Linked DNA regions of Homo sapiens: region 1 is linked to region 2. Evidence: chromatin loops called from intact Hi-C (ENCODE). Cell type or tissue: Caco-2. All regions are shown on one strand. Links, peaks and the distances in the headings refer to the core of each region. The heading gives the core; the rest is flanking DNA.

Region 1 (8,186 bases), core at 2,332-6,331, 86 kb after region 2:
TAAACCTTTTTTAGCTTAAAATAGCAAAATAACAACAACAACAACAAGTATTTGTTGACAAGAAATGTCTTTAGCTTAAAGTGCTCTAGTAGAGGCCATGCTAATTTTAAGGCGATATTCTCATTCTCTAAAGTTAGAGCTCATCTGCCTGCAGGTCTATGACAGTGAAATCTTTGCTGCCTGGTGCAGACCCAATCAGTGACTGAGAAAGCCTAGCCAGTGTGGTAGCCTGAGGGCAGCAGACCTGCACCTACTCAAAGAGCTAAATTCCAAGCACACTGGCGGCATCTTTGCTAACTCTGATGATTTCGATTAGCAGAATAATTTTTTAAAAATTGTACAGGCGTGAACACATTATGTTATGTTATTATTTCCAACAATACTAAGTTATTAAATGTTGTAAATCACTGCTTTTAGTTTTGGTAACTTTATGCCTTTTCAAATGGCTACATTTACAGATGAGAACATCCTTTTCCAGGGTTTTCCATGGGGGCAGTATGAGGACATTGCTAGCTGCAGTAACAAAGGACGCAATAAATTCTTTTTTTGTTTGTTTGTTTGTTTGTTTTTTAAGATGGAGTCACGCTCTGTCGCCCAGGCTGGAGTGCAGTGGCACGATCTCGGCTCACTACAAACTCCGCCTCCCGGTTTCACACCATTCTCCTGCCTCAGACTCTCTAGTAGCTGGGACTATAGGCGCCCACCGCCGCGTCCAGCTAATTTTTTTGTATTTTTTAGTAGAGACGGGGTTTCACCGTGTTAGCCAGGATGGTCTCGATCTCCTGACCTCGTGATCCGCCTGCCTCGGCCTCCCAAAGTGCTGGGATTACAGGCATGAGCCACTGTGCCCGGCCGACTCAACAAATTTTAATGGCTCAACACTTAAAGTAATACAGAGAGATTAAGGCACTTGCCCCTTGGTCACACAGCTAGGAAATTAAAAGACCAGCATGGCCAGCCCAGGCAATTTGACTTCAGAACACTTGTTCCTCACCTCTTTCCTATATTCCCATCTAACATGCTAAGACACCTCTGAAATGTTGTTTCTTCTCACTCTTTCTCATACTTGGGAGGGTGATGTGTATATGTTCTTGCTCCAGTATGGAGCTAATTGGAGACATGGAAACGGTACATCACTAATACATCAAATGTTCTATAGATCTATGAAATTAGCTTTTCCTAAGCAGTATCTGTGAAATCACAGGTTAGCTGGGCTACACATAGCTAATATGCATTAAAATAAATGCATAAGTGCCATAAAAAGTGTTTCCACTTGTACCACCCAAAACCATCTCGTGTGTGACAAACTTAGGGAGGGGAACCATTAAATCTCGAGCCTGGGCAGTGTATGTGCAGACCCTGTTCTGGAATCCTCCATGGGGCAGAGCAGACAGGCCCTTGTTTCACGCACAGCCTGCCTCTTCCAAGGATGGCACGATGACCTTCACGTACTTTGCCCATAAAATGGCACAAGGTGCCTGAGAGAGCCTTCCAGGATGCAAACTTGGGTCGGCAGGGCCTGACCAAATGCTGGAGAGGTACCTGAACAGGACCTCTAACTCCACCCTCTGCCGGCCCCACCCTCTGCTACCCCCGCCCCTAACCCCGCCCCCTTTGCCTCCTGCCCCGATTGCCCAGCCATGGAGTTTGAGATGGAAAGAAGGGAGGATGCCACGCTTTCCGAGATGGCACTGGCGTCAGTGCTTCCACAAGAACTCCTGACAGAAGAGGCGAAGAGGCTGACTGCACAGTCCTTTCAACCAAAATGCAGTGTTTTGTCAGTATCAGCCCTGGGAGGAAACTGCTTGGGCCGAGTTAAAGTTAAGAATCTGACTTAATCCCTAAATCTGGCAACATAAAGGGTGTAGACACCCAGGCCTAGCCGTGACTGGGCCTTTTCCTGGAATGGTCTGTGAGCTTCGGGTAGCAGACAGCCCTGGTCTGGCGCTGGCTCTGTCACTTCGTAGGCATGTACCCTTGGCTACAAATTTTTTAGTTCCAAATTTCCTAATATGCCAAATGGGGCTGAAACACCGTACGCACATGGCTCTCCTTCCAGAACTCCTGCCTTCAGACCCAATATTTATTTAAGAGTAATGAAGAGTGAGAATAAGTCAACTCATTCCACCAACCTGTGACTTTTATCCAACATTCTATTACCAAGTGTAAAAAGTGCGTGTACGACAAAGTCCTCTGACTTTGGAAAGCTTACTAATTGACTGTACTCCCCTTTCAAAACAGTCCATTTATGTAGCACTTTTTTCAGTCTCAAAGTTCTTTCCCTTAAGCGATCTCATAAACCCTAACAAGTTTGTCATAGAAATAATTTTCCTGCTACTTACTTACAAATCTTCCAGCCATGAGATAGCCAATATCCTCCCGCTCTCCCTCCCCCACCCCATTGGCATCTGCTACACACAAACTCTTACCCAGACACCCATTCACCTGACTTACATCGAGCCCATCTTTTTTCTTCTGTGTCTCTAGCTGAACTGCCGTGAGAGACACTGACGGTGTTGAGGTTGAAGGCTACTTGTCAGGGAGATCCTGAGAAAGTTAAAGGGCCAGGTAGGAGAATGAACTAGTGTTCCCCAAGTGTGAATTTCTGACCGGAGAGACAAACATATGCTGTCCATCAGCTTGATGGTATTTGCTCCACTTCCTGCCTCTACCTCACTAGTGGTTGACATCTTCAGCAAACAGTGGGAAGTTCCTTTCCTACAGAATCACGTGGGCTGAGAAACCCTTTGACAATAAGGATGCACTAAGCTACTCCAATTTCGGGAGATAATATATGGAGAAAATAAAATTACTTGCTGCATTTAATTTTGTATCTAACTGAACTAGAACATTTGTAATTAAAAACACTTTAAATGAATCCAGTAAATTATTAAAAGTTATGGCTAGCGAAGCAATATTGTGATCAGTGGTAGCGAGAACAATTTAACCAGGAGAGGGGCTTGTTTGGGAGAGATGTGGGGCTGAAAAAAGTTTATAAGATGCAGAAGTGAGGCCGGGCGCGGTGGCTCATGCCTGTAATCCCAGCACTCTGGGAGGCCGAGGCGGGCGGATCACGAGGTCAGGAGATCGAGACCATCCTGGCTAACACAGTGAAACCCCGTCTCTACTAAAAATACAAAAAATTAGCCGGGTGTGGTGGCGGGTGCCTGTAGGCCCAGCTACTTGGGAGGCTGAGGCAGAAGAATGGCATGAACCCAGGAGGCGGAGCTTGCAGTGAGCAGAGATCGCGCCACTGCATTCCAGCCTGGGCAACAGAGCGAGACTCCGTCTCAAAAAAAAAAAAAAAAAAAAAAAAAGTTGCGGAAGTTCCCTTGGCACACTTGGCTAAGGAAACCTGGCACCGAGGATATGAAACTGGGGGACTTGAGGCTCCCTGAATAAGAGATGGAGCTTGCAGAGGACGCACTAGGTGCCTGGCGTTGGCCTAAGCACTTTCCAGCAGATAATTTGCTTATCCTCAGGGCAACCTTATGAGGTAGGTACTATTATTACCCATTTTATAGATGAGGAAACTGAGCCACGTGGAGGTGGGAATGCCAAGACTGATCCCAGGCAGCCTGGCTCTGCATACGAAACTGCTGTATTCTTTGCCCTGTGGTATCTCATACCTGGAAGGCAGGCAGGGAACAGAGGAGAAAGGTTGAGGCTGAATCGTTACATAAGTGCAAGGGCCCCAGGGTCCTGAGTGGCACCTGAGAAGAGAGGAGCCCAAGCTATTAGGCCGTAAAATACACTGCCTGGTGTCTGCCACATAGTAGATTCTCCATAAGTGTTGAACTGAAATCAAGCATAATTACCTGAGCTATCAGCCCTTTCTCTCTAGTTCATCAACATTTCTCTCAATTCTTTGATTTTGTCAAACTTGGTAAACCACGGAAAATGTGTACTTCTTAAAAAAAAAAAAAAGAAAAGAAAAAGATTGTCCAGTTCATGGAACACTGCAACAAGACATGTGAGAAGAGATCTTACTAGTGTTTAACTCAAAATCCCGAGAGGCTTGCGCAGAGGCTGGAGCCCAGCAACCATTGCTTGTCCTTAGAGCCCATTTAAGGGGCACCCTCCTATCATCACCCATTAGCTTTCTCCCGGTGAAGCATGAATATTTTCACAGTGAAGCTCAGGTCTAACTGTGACACTCTCACTGCCCACAAAATGCACAGGATTCCAGTGAGCAAATAGCCCCGCCCTGAGTCTACCCGGCATCGGCCACAGGCATGCATAGCAGGAACTGGGCGGCTGAGTTCACAGGCAGTCAGAATGGGTGCTGCTGCTAGCAAGGTTAAAATCATCTGTTCTGCCAATGTCCCCCTCTGCTCACCCTCTAGGCTGTGGTCTGGGTCCCTCAGGATAGCCACAACTTGGGAGGCAGCCACTGCTCCCCTTGCTTTGGGCCCTTAGCTGCGTCCTGTTTACCTTCACCTTCCTGATACATTCCTTGGGTGCTTTGCTTGTGTGTGCAGGGGCTTTGATCAACTCGGCCTTCCTGGGCCTCGGGGAGAGAGACGGACTGCCTCCGGGTGCTCATGACCTTTCCAGCAGTAAGCCAATAATGTATGACTCCTGCGTTGCCGTTGCTCGTTTGAGGTAACCACCCCATTTTCATTTCTATCAGAAATGCCTTTTTCAAATGTCAGTATGTTTGAGAGTTAGGCTTAGATTCTAAGCCCAGCAGGCAGAGATGAGTGTTGGAGCTGGGGCCTGGGAACAAGCGGCCCTGAGTGGCACCAACTCTACCAGTCCTTACACCAGCAGGCTTAGAGCAGAACAACCAGGTGGGGACAGCCAATAGGAGTTGGGTAACTTTTCCATGTTGGCCAGTGTGCCCCACAGTCTAGCATTTGCACAGTCCTACCCTAGCTTATATACCTGTTCTGCTTCACCCAGTTCAATGGCTCCCTACAGCCTGTAGGACAAAGGTCAGCTTCCCTCTGGCACCCAAAGACCTCTGGGCCCTGACCTTGTAGAGCTCTGTTTCTGGGGCTGCTCATTTTTCTCTCTCTTGCACCCCATGCAGCAGCTATCATGAGTGATGTACTGTTCCTTGGCAGTAAACTAGACTGTTCCCTGGGCCATGCTACTTCCGCTGCTTGGATGCCCCTTCCTGGTTTCTTCTTCTGGTTCAACTTACTCATCTATCAGTGCTGGGTTTAGCTCTACCTCCATCTGAGAACATGTCTCTGACTGTGAAGGTTGGATTAGCCCAGTCTGCTTCCAACTCTCATGGGATGTATAAAGAATGGGAGGTTCTAAAAAGTAGCATCAAGACATCAGAGAGACCAAGGTTCAAATCTTGGCTCTCACATTATTAATCATGTCATTTTGGGCAAAGCGTTAGCTTCTCTGGGCTTCAGTTTCACCATATGTAAAATGAGGGTATTAACAGTATTTGCCTTAGAAGATTGTTTTGAGGCCTGGGGAAGTCCATGTCTATAAAGGGCTATAGTGGGTTGAATTGTAGCCCTTTAAAGAAATGTCCACTGGGGACTTCAGAATGTAACCGTATTTGGAAGAAAGATTTTTGCAGATGGAATTAAGGATCTCGAGATGAGATTTCCTTGGATTTAGGATGTGCCCTAAATTCAATGACAGGTTCCTTATAGAGAAAGGCAGAGGTAGATTTAAGAAAAAGAGACACAGAAGAAGGTTATGTGAAGATGGAGGCAGAAACTGGAGTGACACAGCCACAATTCAAGAAACGTCTGGAGCCACCAGAAGTGGGAAGAGGCAGGGAAGGATTCTCCTCTAGAGTCTTTGGAGAAAGTGTGGCCTTGCTGATATCTTGGTTTTGGACTTCTAGCTTCCAGAACGGTGTGAGAATGAATTTCTGTTGTTTTAGGCCACGAAGTTTGTGGTGATTTGTTACGGTGGCCCTGGAGAACTGACACAAGGGTGCGTAGCATATTGTGGATACTCCATGAAGGTGACCTGACAGTATTGCTATTGTTTTGATGGCTCTGTGTTAAATTTGTCTTCTTTGAGGTGTGTCTGTCTACCCCATGTCACCTGCCCCCAAAATTTCAGCATGTGTTTTTCTTAACTTGTGTTTTCAATGCTTTGCACAATGTCTGGCACATAGTAGGTACTCAGGAATGATTTTGGGCAAGGACATGCTGATGTGGTACTGTCACCTGGAGGGGACTATACTTCCTCTTTGGCTATCCTGTGATCACACATCCTGAGGGTTCTCTGCTTGGTCATTGACCCTTTGATGACTTGAACGTTCGGGTTCAGTGTTAGTAGTCTGTGGTGCCCAGTGGCAGTGCAGTAACCAGCAGAAGGGTGGGATACCCACTGGTCTCTCAATGGATGGGCACCAGGGGATGCAGCAACAGTGCTGGGCTTATCCTCCAGGGGGAGGGTATTGCCCCATGAAGAGAGGCTGGGACCGGGGAAAAGGTGCCAAATGGTAGCTGAGCAGGCTAGTGGGTGTGCGTGGTTGATGGATGAGCTTCTGGGGACCAGCGTCAGTGAGTGGCTTGCCATGGTCACATAGATACTTTATGGCATCACAGTGCGACTGTACAGCACTGGGGTTCAGTGGGCTCTGGGGACCAAAACCCTGGGCTCACAGCCCAGGCCGACATGCTCCTGCCTGCACTCTAAGCCTGTGGAGATGGTGATAAAACCACCAACATTGAGACTAGGAATTTGAGGTTTAGAGAATTTGAATGATTTGACAGAGGTTGCTTAGGAAGTGGTAGTGCCAAAATTTAAATCCAGTTCTTGTTCATAATGTCTGGGCTTAGCAGGGGAGTAAGTAAGGAGGGGACAGTGGCCTGAAAGATGATGATTGTGTTATTGCTATCTTGTATTTTAATTCTACATAGTTTATAAATCCCACAATACAATATTGCTTTCCTTTAAATGGTCGTTGTCTTTTAAAGAAATTAGACAGTACTGTGTTATATGTATCTACATGTTTACCATTTCCAGCAAATTTTTCATTTCTTCTTATATATTTGAGTTTCCACTTAGTATTCTTTCCCTGTAGACTGAAGAACTGTCATAGTTCAGGCTTGCTGCCAATGAATTTTTTTCAGCTTTCCCTTATCTAAAAAGTCTCTATTCTGCCCTTATTTTTGAAAGATATTTTTTCTGGCTATGTAGTTCTGGGTTGACAGATTTTTCTCCTTCCAGCATTTTAAAGAGTTAATTTATTTTTTTAAAGTATTTATTTTACCATGATATTTTGCAGAGTATTTTGCTATTAAGATTTTTTTTTAAATTTCAGTATTTAAAAAATACTTACTTGGCCGGGTGTGGTGGCTCATGCCTGTAATCCCAGCCCTTTGGGAGGCCAAGGCGGGTGGATCACAAGGTCAGGAGATCGAGACCATCGTGGCTAATACGGTGAAACCCCGTCTCTACTAAGAAATACAAAAAATTAGCCGGGCGTGGTGGCGGGCACCTCTAGTCCCAGCTACTCAGGAGGCTGAGGCAGGAGAATGGCGTGAACCCGGGAGGTGGAGCTTGCACTGAGCCGAGATCACGCCACTGCACTCCATCCTGGGCCACAGCAAGACTCTGTCTAAAAAAAAAATAAAAAAATACTTAATTATCTTTTCACCCTCATTTATTTTTCTGATGTAAACTCAACTGTCTTTCAAAGCATTATTACTCCCAAATCTCCTCCCTTTTATATTAACTGTTAAGATATTATTAATATTAATTTATATAATTAATATTATATTATGAAGATACACTTTGTTAACCAATATTATTATTAGTATATCTTGTTAGACTGGTAGCAGAAGGGAACTTTTACTTTCCTTTTCACACTCACCTTTGATTTTGTTCTATGATCCTGTATAATTTTAATTAAAACTAAACAAACCTTTAAAAGCTGATATGTCACAAACTATGTGGCAGGCCTGTCATTAGGACTATATGTCCATTTGGGATTAGGATTCACCCTTCCCACCCTTGTGCTGGCTCTTGAGTTGCTACCCTAGGATGTTCTCATTGCTTCGTCAGTTGACATCTTGCAGCCCTATCATTTATACACTAAGAGATACGAGGTGAACATGCGACCACAAGGATCACTACCACTGGTCTTCATATTTTTGAATCAGTGACAAAGTATGGTGGCTATAGTGCTTTTTGAGGGTACCAGTAGTATCTTTTGAGGTTAAGAAAACCTTTATCCAGAGGTTGCAAGCTAGAAC
Region 2 (8,186 bases), core at 2,744-6,743:
ATTTGCTCCATCTTACCCAGCTCTGCAAACCTGCTGGAGAGTTTAATTGGTAAGTATTTTTAAGTTTTATTTTTATATGAAAACATGCAGAGTAAGACTGCAAGATCAGCATGAACTTCTCAAAGCTTCTAAAGCTGATGTCTTTGAGAAAATACAGGCTTGTGGGGCATTGCTTTGATAGGAGTTGAGTCTCCTCTGTTTAGAGAGAAGACAAGAGGGAGAAGCAATGCCCTTCTTGGTATAGATGGCAGGGTTAGCACGGCCCCTGCTCACTGTGGGGCTGACCGCCCCCACTGCAGGAGGCTGGAGTCCTTCTTTTGCCCTAAGAGCTCATTTTGAGAGATTCTTTGCTTCTAGCTTTTCCCCTGATGACTGACTGGTCCTGTCAGAAATTTTACCTAGGCTTACTCGTCCTGGAAAACCACAGACAATACCTCTGGCTGCACGGGACACTGAAATCTGTCGGGACCACTCCCTCTCCCAGCACAATCATCCAGGGGCACAGTCCTCAGCGGGAGCTCCATCTCCTTGACCTCTTTCCCCAAGCAGGAAGAAAATCTCATGCTATCATAATGTGCTGAAATTGTGTTTGGAGATGTAGTTTCCTAGGAAAAACATCATTTGGTTTCACAGAAGCTTCCTGTTGGAAACAGGAAAGAGGGGGACAATGCTAAGGGCTGAGGGGCCCTCCTAGAAGGGCAGCAGGAGTGATGGTCTTCTCAGCCCCGGCCCCTCCGCAACCAGCGAGATGATGCTGAGACTTGGTGAGGGCAGGGGGATAGGAAAGGAGAGAGCAGAGGATACAGGGAAGGTGGGGCTTGCAGGTGCCTAAGAGGGGCTGTCTCTGCTAGAATCAAATAAAAGGACAAAAGAAAAAGAAACAAAGAAGAATATTTGATATTATCCCCTGCTTTCTTGGTACACCTGCAACTGGCCGCCAGTGAGAATGTACTACCAGGTAATTTTCATAACCAACCCAGTGTACCTTGAAGCACAGCTGGTTTTTCAGGCATTTAGAATTTCCTAGTTTTCATTCTAATCTTACTGAATTTTGGGGGGTGGTGGGGGGTGTGGGGGGGCGGGAACACTGATGGGGTAGGGCGAAGAGATACCTGGGCCTGCTCTCAGGCTCAGAATACCAGGGAAATTTCAGTTTTTTTTTTTTTTTTTTTTTTCGCCCAGTAGTCTAGGCTCAAAAACACCCTGTGGTTTCTACAGTGTGGGTGCTGTTCTGTTCCCACCGCTCTGAAAGATGACGGTAACAATGTGGATTTCGACTGCAGTGGGCATTTCTGTGAGACGGCTCCTTTCTCCCACTGAAGCTGCAGTTTGAGATTGGATAATCTTAGGTGTTGGACCCTTGACCGTGCTTTTCATATTTTGAGTCATTTTGTGGAATCTTCTAATGTTAGAGTGTAATGTTTGCCTAACATTGGCTGATTGTCACTGTTTTAACATTGGCTGACTAGACGTGAAACTTTTATCCTCAAAATGGCCCAGTCACGTCTGGTTAAATGTGTAGCATCATTTTTACCTGATAAAAGAAGAAACTATATCTAGAACTGCCAACCTAGAACTCCACAGACTCAAACTAAACAAAATTAAGATAAAAATACATCAGGAGGAGAAGGAAGTAAACACAATATAGAAAATTCAACCAATGTGGCTCAGTTTGTAACCCATCAAATGTCCACCTAACTTCTCTGATACTTCATTCATATCTGGTTTTTAAATATTATAATATTTGCCTTATAAACCTATTATTACTCTTCGAGCAATTTAAACAACTAGCTTGAATATTATTCCTTTGATTTGTTACCTGGGCCTAATGCTTCTAGTGTTTCTTTGGAAGCCAGAAATTACCCATCCTCATCTTCAACCATATCCTTGGGCCCCATAACTCATTCTGATTTTGATTGCTCTGTCATTGACTTTGGATAATAGGCCAATATTCTAGGAATTACTATTATATTTTATTAATCAGAGCCAGGAGAATTTATAGTAGTGAAACCGAAGGATTTGCAAGTGGAGCTCGCATATCTCCTGTAAAATGTGTCTCCATGGGCCAGCCACGTGATGGATGGAGATATCACATGCTCCTTCCCTCCCTTGGCAGCCAGGTGAGCAGCAGCCAGATCCTGTCTCTGGGGACCATTGACTGAGCCTTGCTCAGGGCTTCTCTTAAGGAAAATGTGTGGGAAGGGAGTGTAACATGGAAGACTTACTACGAATGGGGTGGCCACACATACCTGCAGTGGGGTTGTGGTCACAGCTCCAGATATGGTCTGACAAAGGAGAAGGCTATGCACTTTTTGCAATATTTCTCATGATTTTTCCTGATAAAGAAATATTAATACCTACCTGCTTATCATAAGAGATATATTTTGGGCCGGGCACGGTGGCTCACACCCGCAATCCCAGCACTTTGGGAGGCCGAGGCGGGCAGATCACGAGGTCAGGAAATCAAGACCATCCTGGCTAACACGGTGAAACCCCGTCTCTATTAAAAACACAAAAAATTAACTGGGCATGGTGGCGGGCGCCTGTAGTCCCAGCTACTCAGGAGGCTGAGGCAGGAGAATGGTGTGAACCCGGGAGGTGGAGCTTGCAGTGAGCTGAGATCGTGCCACTGCACTCCAGCCTGGGCAACAGAACAAGACTCTGTCTCAAAAAAATAAATAAATTTTAAAAAAAGAGACTTATTTTGGAAGTACTGACAAGTGAAGAATTAAAGAAATGGAGCACTTAGGACGCAACCACACAGCTTATATTTTTACTTATTTCCCTTGCATTATATATTCTTGTGCGGTTTTTTGTTACATAGTTAAATTTATTCTACATATACAATTCTTACACTCTTTTAATACTGCATTGCACATACTCAAATAAGGAAAAATCTTCCTAAATATCATTTTAGACAGCTGCATTAACGTGCTATCAGAGAGTTAAATCAGTGTTTACTTACCTCTCTGCAGATTTACTGCCTTTCAGGAGGGACTCGATCCCCACAGTAGAATCCTTAAAGCATTGGGCTTGCGGAAATGCTATCAACCTCCAGGTTCATCCATCAACTACAGGTCCACCCTTTGCTAGGCTTGTGGCTAAATCTTCGATGTAGCAGTGCATAAAATGGAAGTAATAATAATTAGTGGTGCAGAGTTGCTGTATCATTGAAATAAAATCAGTGCTGTAAAGCATCCGGCACACAGCAAATGCTCTTTAATCAATTGAAGTCAGTTGCACTAGAATTTCAAGTGTCTTCGCGTTTGGTGTTCCTTCTATCTGGAATGCTTTCCCCCTAGAAATCTGTGTAGGACTCTGTTTTGTTACCTTGTTAAAGAAGCTTCCCAGAACACCCAATTCAAAGAGGGATCATACCTCATTCTAACTCTGCTTTATTCCTTATCATAATCCTTATCATTGTCTGGCACATTATTTATATGTTTATCTAGTTACAGCCTGTCTTCTTAATCTAGAATGGAAGCTTTCTGATGCAGGGATTTTAAGTGCTTTGTGCCCTGTCATATCCCCAGCATCTAGAATACCTCTTGGCATGTAGTAGGTGTTTAATGAATGAATAAACTGCTTGGGCACTGGGGGTGAGCTATGCAAAGTCTAGACCTCACACTAGTCTAACCTCTGGGAATGTTGACTCTGGAATCTGGTTTTAAGAATTTTTTTGGGTGGGGCATGGTGGCTTACGTATGTAATCTCTGCACTTTGGGAGGGTGAGATGGGAGGATCGTTTGAGGCCAGGAATTCAGTTTCAGCCTGGGCAACATAATGAGACCCCGTCTCAACAAAGAATTTTAAAAATTAGCCAGGTGTGGTGGCGAGCCCCGGGAGTCCTAGTTACTCAGAAGGCTGAGGTGGGAGGATCGCTTGAGCCCAGGCGTTTGAGTCTGAAGCGAGCTGAGCTTGAATTACTGCCCTACAGCCTGCACAACACAGTGAGACCCTGTCTCAAAAAAAAAAAAAAAAAAAAAAAAAAAAAAAAGTTAGAATTTTCTCCTCTGAGATTTTTATGTCTTCTAAAAATCGTGACCTGCTTTCTTAAGCTGTAGTTCTTTTACCAATTTCATTTTATTGAAACAATCCTTGCAAACTCTGATTACATTTTCCTGTTCTCATTTCAAAATCTACTTGATTCTAAGTGAAGAACAATACTTTAAACAACAATAATGTTACTAACTACAATGGGTTAAACACCCATTGTACTTATTACTACTCAGCTAATTCACTGAAAGATCACAATGACAGGTGAACAGGACTCGTGCGTTTGTTCAGGGCAGTCATTCTGCCTGGCCAAACTGCTTTGACGACACAAAGGAGACAAAATGAGGCAATCCTTGGTGCGTTTCACACAAAGCTCTCCTCCGTCTTCCTCTTTACTCTCGTTCCCTGACCTGCCCCTCCCTTCTTCCTCACCGTTGGTCACTGTAAGCCTTCTCCTGTCTTTTAATTTCTGAAATGGTCAAAACCACTGACAAGGTCCCAGGCCCCAGGATATGTGGACCCAGGCTCAGTGTGGGCTGGACCTGCACGAAAGCTTGGAGCCCATTGGTTGGGGGAACTGACGTGGATCTGGACAGATCCTCCCCACGTAACAGCCTTGTTGCCTTTCCCTGTATTTGCGAAATAGTTGCGCGGGAGAATGTTCCTCATTGTCCTGAGACTTGAGTAAGATAAAGCAACTAAAAACCCTAAGTCAGTGTCTGCTCATCAGAAACATGCAGTGAAAGAAAGCGAGTCCTGTTTTCAAAAACTGACACGTGACTTCCTCGCCTTTCTTCCTCTGGAACGATCCATTGTTGAGGTTGTGTGGTTTCTGTGAGTCTTTGCAAATTCTTTCTGCAAACCTGGGATGAGCCTTGTGCTAGGTGCTGGGGATACAAAGATGTGACTGTGGTCCTTGCTTTGGGACATCCTAGCAATTGTAATACAATGTATTATAAAGTTGTATTTTTGTGTTTACAAGTTTTGGACGCAGACTCAAATCTGACCATTTTGAGTCAATGGGAAAGGGCCAATTTGAAGAATAGCATATTTCAGGGTAATCAGTCTCATTACTTGACATATTCTAGGAAACTCGGGAAGCGCAGATCTGAATTAAATTGAATTTAATCTTCCTTAAGTACATGCTGTAGTTGAAACCAGGTTAACAAGTGTTATCTAATAAAGAGATCCTTGGTGAGAATCAGTTAAGAATGACTGTAATTAGTGATGGTTTATCATTGTCAATTTAAATCCTTGGGTATTCCTAAAGTACTCAGGGATGCTTAAAAACTCTTTGTCTTCTTAAGAGGCTTTAAAACTTTTTCTCTACAATCTTGTTGACACAGTTAATTAACAGTTAGAACAATAGACACAAATCCTTACTTCCCTAATTGTGCTGGGGTAAACCTCAGTCACAGCATAATTCTTTCCAAAATTCCAGTGTGTGAAATGCACGTGAATGAGTGTTGTAGGTCGCCTTAGCGTTGGCTAGTAATGAGCTGAAAAAACACTTACTGTGGCTCACGCCTGTAATCCCAGCACTTTGGGAGGCCGAGGTGGCGGATCACAAGGTCAGGAGATCGAGACCATCCTGGCTAACACTGTGAAACCCCATCTCTACTAAAACTACAAAAAATTAGCCAGGCGCGGTGGCGGGAGCCTATAGTTCCAGCTACTTGGGAGGCTGAGGCAGGAGAATCGCTTGAACCTTAGAGGTGGAAGTTGCAGTGAGCTGAGATCGCACTACTGCACTCCAGCCTGGGAGACAGAGCGAGACTCTGTCCCCCCCAAAAAACAAAACAAAACAAAACAAAAACACAAAAAAACTTACTCCGGGCATCTCCTCCAACTCTCCAATCCTGCTCTACCTGATAGTTTTTGTTTAAAATCTTTCAGATTTCTCTCCCCCTCCCGCCCCCATGGAACTGCTTTTACATGTAACACCTCTGACATGGGATCTTAACCCTGAAATGAGCCATTAACTAGGGAGTTACATATGTTTATATTTTATTTTTTAAGTTCAGGGTGCATGTGCAGGTTTGTTACCTAGGTAAACTTGTATTATGGGAGTTTGTTGTACAGATTATTTCATCACCCAAGTATTAAGCGTAGTACCCATTAGTTATTTTTCCTGATCCTCTCCCTCCTCCCACCCTCCACCCTCCAATAGGCCAAAGTGTGTGTTGTTATCCTCTATGTGTCCATGTGTTCTCATCATTTAGCTCCCACTTATAAGGGAGAATGTGTGGTATTTGGTTTTCTGTTTCTGCGTTCGTTTGCTAAGGTTAATGGCCTCCAGCTCCATCCATGATCCTGCAAAGGACATGATCTCGTTCTTTTTTATGGCTGCATAGTATTCCATGATGTACATGTACCACATTTTCTTTATCCAGTCTACTATTGATGGACATTTAGGTTGATTCCATGTCCTTGTGATTGTGAATAGTGCTGCAATGAACACATGAGTGCACGTGCCTTTATGATATATTATATTCCTTTGGGTATAAACCCAGTAATGGGATTGCTGGGCCAAATGGTATTTCTGTTTTTAGGTTCTGAGGAATCATAGTTCAACCATTTTGGAAGACAGGGAGTTATATTTTTTATGGCCACTGTTCCTGATAAAGGAAGTCAGTATAAGTGTCTTTTCTGTGGATTGGGACTCAAAATAGAAATAGAACTCACAGGCTGAAATATTTATCGTTTGTATGGAACCAGCTGTACATGATGCAAAATCTGTATCATTTGTTCTCACACCGAAATGTGAGTTTACAGCTATGTGGAGGTTTGTTTGGGAGTTTGTTGAAATGCTCTGAAGGGAAGAAGAGAGTGGAGAAAGGGGGACGTTAGGTGGACTGTGGGGTGTCTGAAAGTGTGGCTCTGGGAGCGTTCTAGAAATCTCCAGGGCTGTGGTGGGCACTGCGGCCTGCCCATTTCTCTCTAGGCAGAATTTCATGTTTCTCTTTTTTATGGACATGAGTCAGCTGTGCTGGGATTGGAGAGGGTCTCCCAGACCCCTTTGCCTCTGGGCCGCCAGTTCATTTGGAGCCTTGGCCAGCCCCCCGGGGAGACTCAGCTTTGCTGCAGCTTGCTCTCTCTGTCATCAGGATGGTGAGGAGGAAGGAGGTCCTCACAGTCCAGGAGGTACACCAGATTCTAACGACGTGAATATAAGCCTTGAGTAAACACTCAAAAACAAACAAACAAACAAAAGACAATTGTGAATCAAGGGTGAATTCGCCTTGACTTTTCTTCGCCACCAAATGCACCCAGCTGGGGGGAGGTGCTCAGAGACGAGGAGCCTGGACAGTCCCCAGACTGGACCTGTCTGCAACATCAGCATCATCTGGCTGAACTTGACAGAAGCACAAATTCTGCATTCTTTGGCCCCTCCCCAGACCTACTGCGACAGAAACCCTGGAGTTGAGGCCCCGAACTCTGTGATTTTTAACGAGCCCTTTGGGTGATTCTGTTGTAGCGGAAGTTTGAGAACCGCTGGTTCAGAAGTGTATTAAATCTGGGTTTGCGTATTCCTCTGTCGCGCACTAGCAGTGGAATCTTAGTATCCACGTCTGTGAGGTGGAGAGAATATTCATTCCCTCAACAAATATGTGTTTCACACCTGCTCAGCCCAGATAGTGTGCTCGGCCCTGGGGACACAATACCTGTGAAACCAGGCAGGACCTGACTTCACAGAGCTTAGAGATAGACACTGAGCAAATCGTCACGAAATAAAAGTGTAATGACCGACGGCAGTAAGTGTTCATGGGGAATGAATCGCAGGCTCTGAGAGTTTGGAGCAGGCACACTGGACCTAGTTTGGAGACTCAGGGTGGGGCTTGCCAGCCTAATGCTGTCATTTTGAACATTTCCCATCCAAGGTGACTCTTGGAAGTAGTTTCTGACAGGCCAAGGCCATTTTTGTCAGTTTGTTCTGCCCCATCCGGCTGGGCATGTGGCTTGCTCAGTGCTCCCAGCCTTGGCGCCCTCCGCCATTTTGAACGCCATCTTCATCTCTGTGTGGAAGTGGCAACTAAGGGAGGCCCTCAGACTCTTGCAGTGCGGCCTCCCTGGCCTGCCTCCCCCTGCCTGGACTGTCGGCTTCGTGAGGAATACAATTCCCTAGCGACAATTCTTTGCTGTGTCCTTCTGCCCCCAGTTTCTTTGCTTGGGTCCTGGCTGGCTTCCCA

The links. Hi-C counts contacts between places; a loop is a spot of excess contacts. Peaks named below come from ENCODE experiments on the same cell type or tissue, not always from the same donor. Only the 100,000 strongest peaks of a DNase experiment are listed, where the experiment ranks them.
Region 1: a loop joins it to region 2, with 2.2 times the contacts of the local background. A loop is called at or near these places in 1 of 110 quality-filtered maps.

Annotation. Positions count from the first base shown.
Region 1 is chr15:93,317,742-93,325,927 of GRCh38, forward strand. All of the region lies in intron 5 of LOC105370982 (a long non-coding RNA gene), which reads left to right. Among named protein-coding and RNA genes, the nearest start is that of RGMA, 230 kb to the left of the region's middle. In Caco-2, for the core only: no CTCF peak of the experiment used is centred there; DNase peaks (open chromatin) are centred at 4,220 and 4,490; H3K4me3 peaks cover 181 bases.
Region 2 is chr15:93,231,804-93,239,989 of GRCh38, forward strand. LOC105370982 (a long non-coding RNA gene) reads left to right here. Exons shown (of 7, transcript XR_007064770.1): 4 at 1-49. Among named protein-coding and RNA genes, the nearest start is that of RGMA, 150 kb to the left of the region's middle. In Caco-2, for the core only: no CTCF peak of the experiment used is centred there; a DNase peak (open chromatin) is centred at 4,548; H3K4me3 peaks cover 661 bases.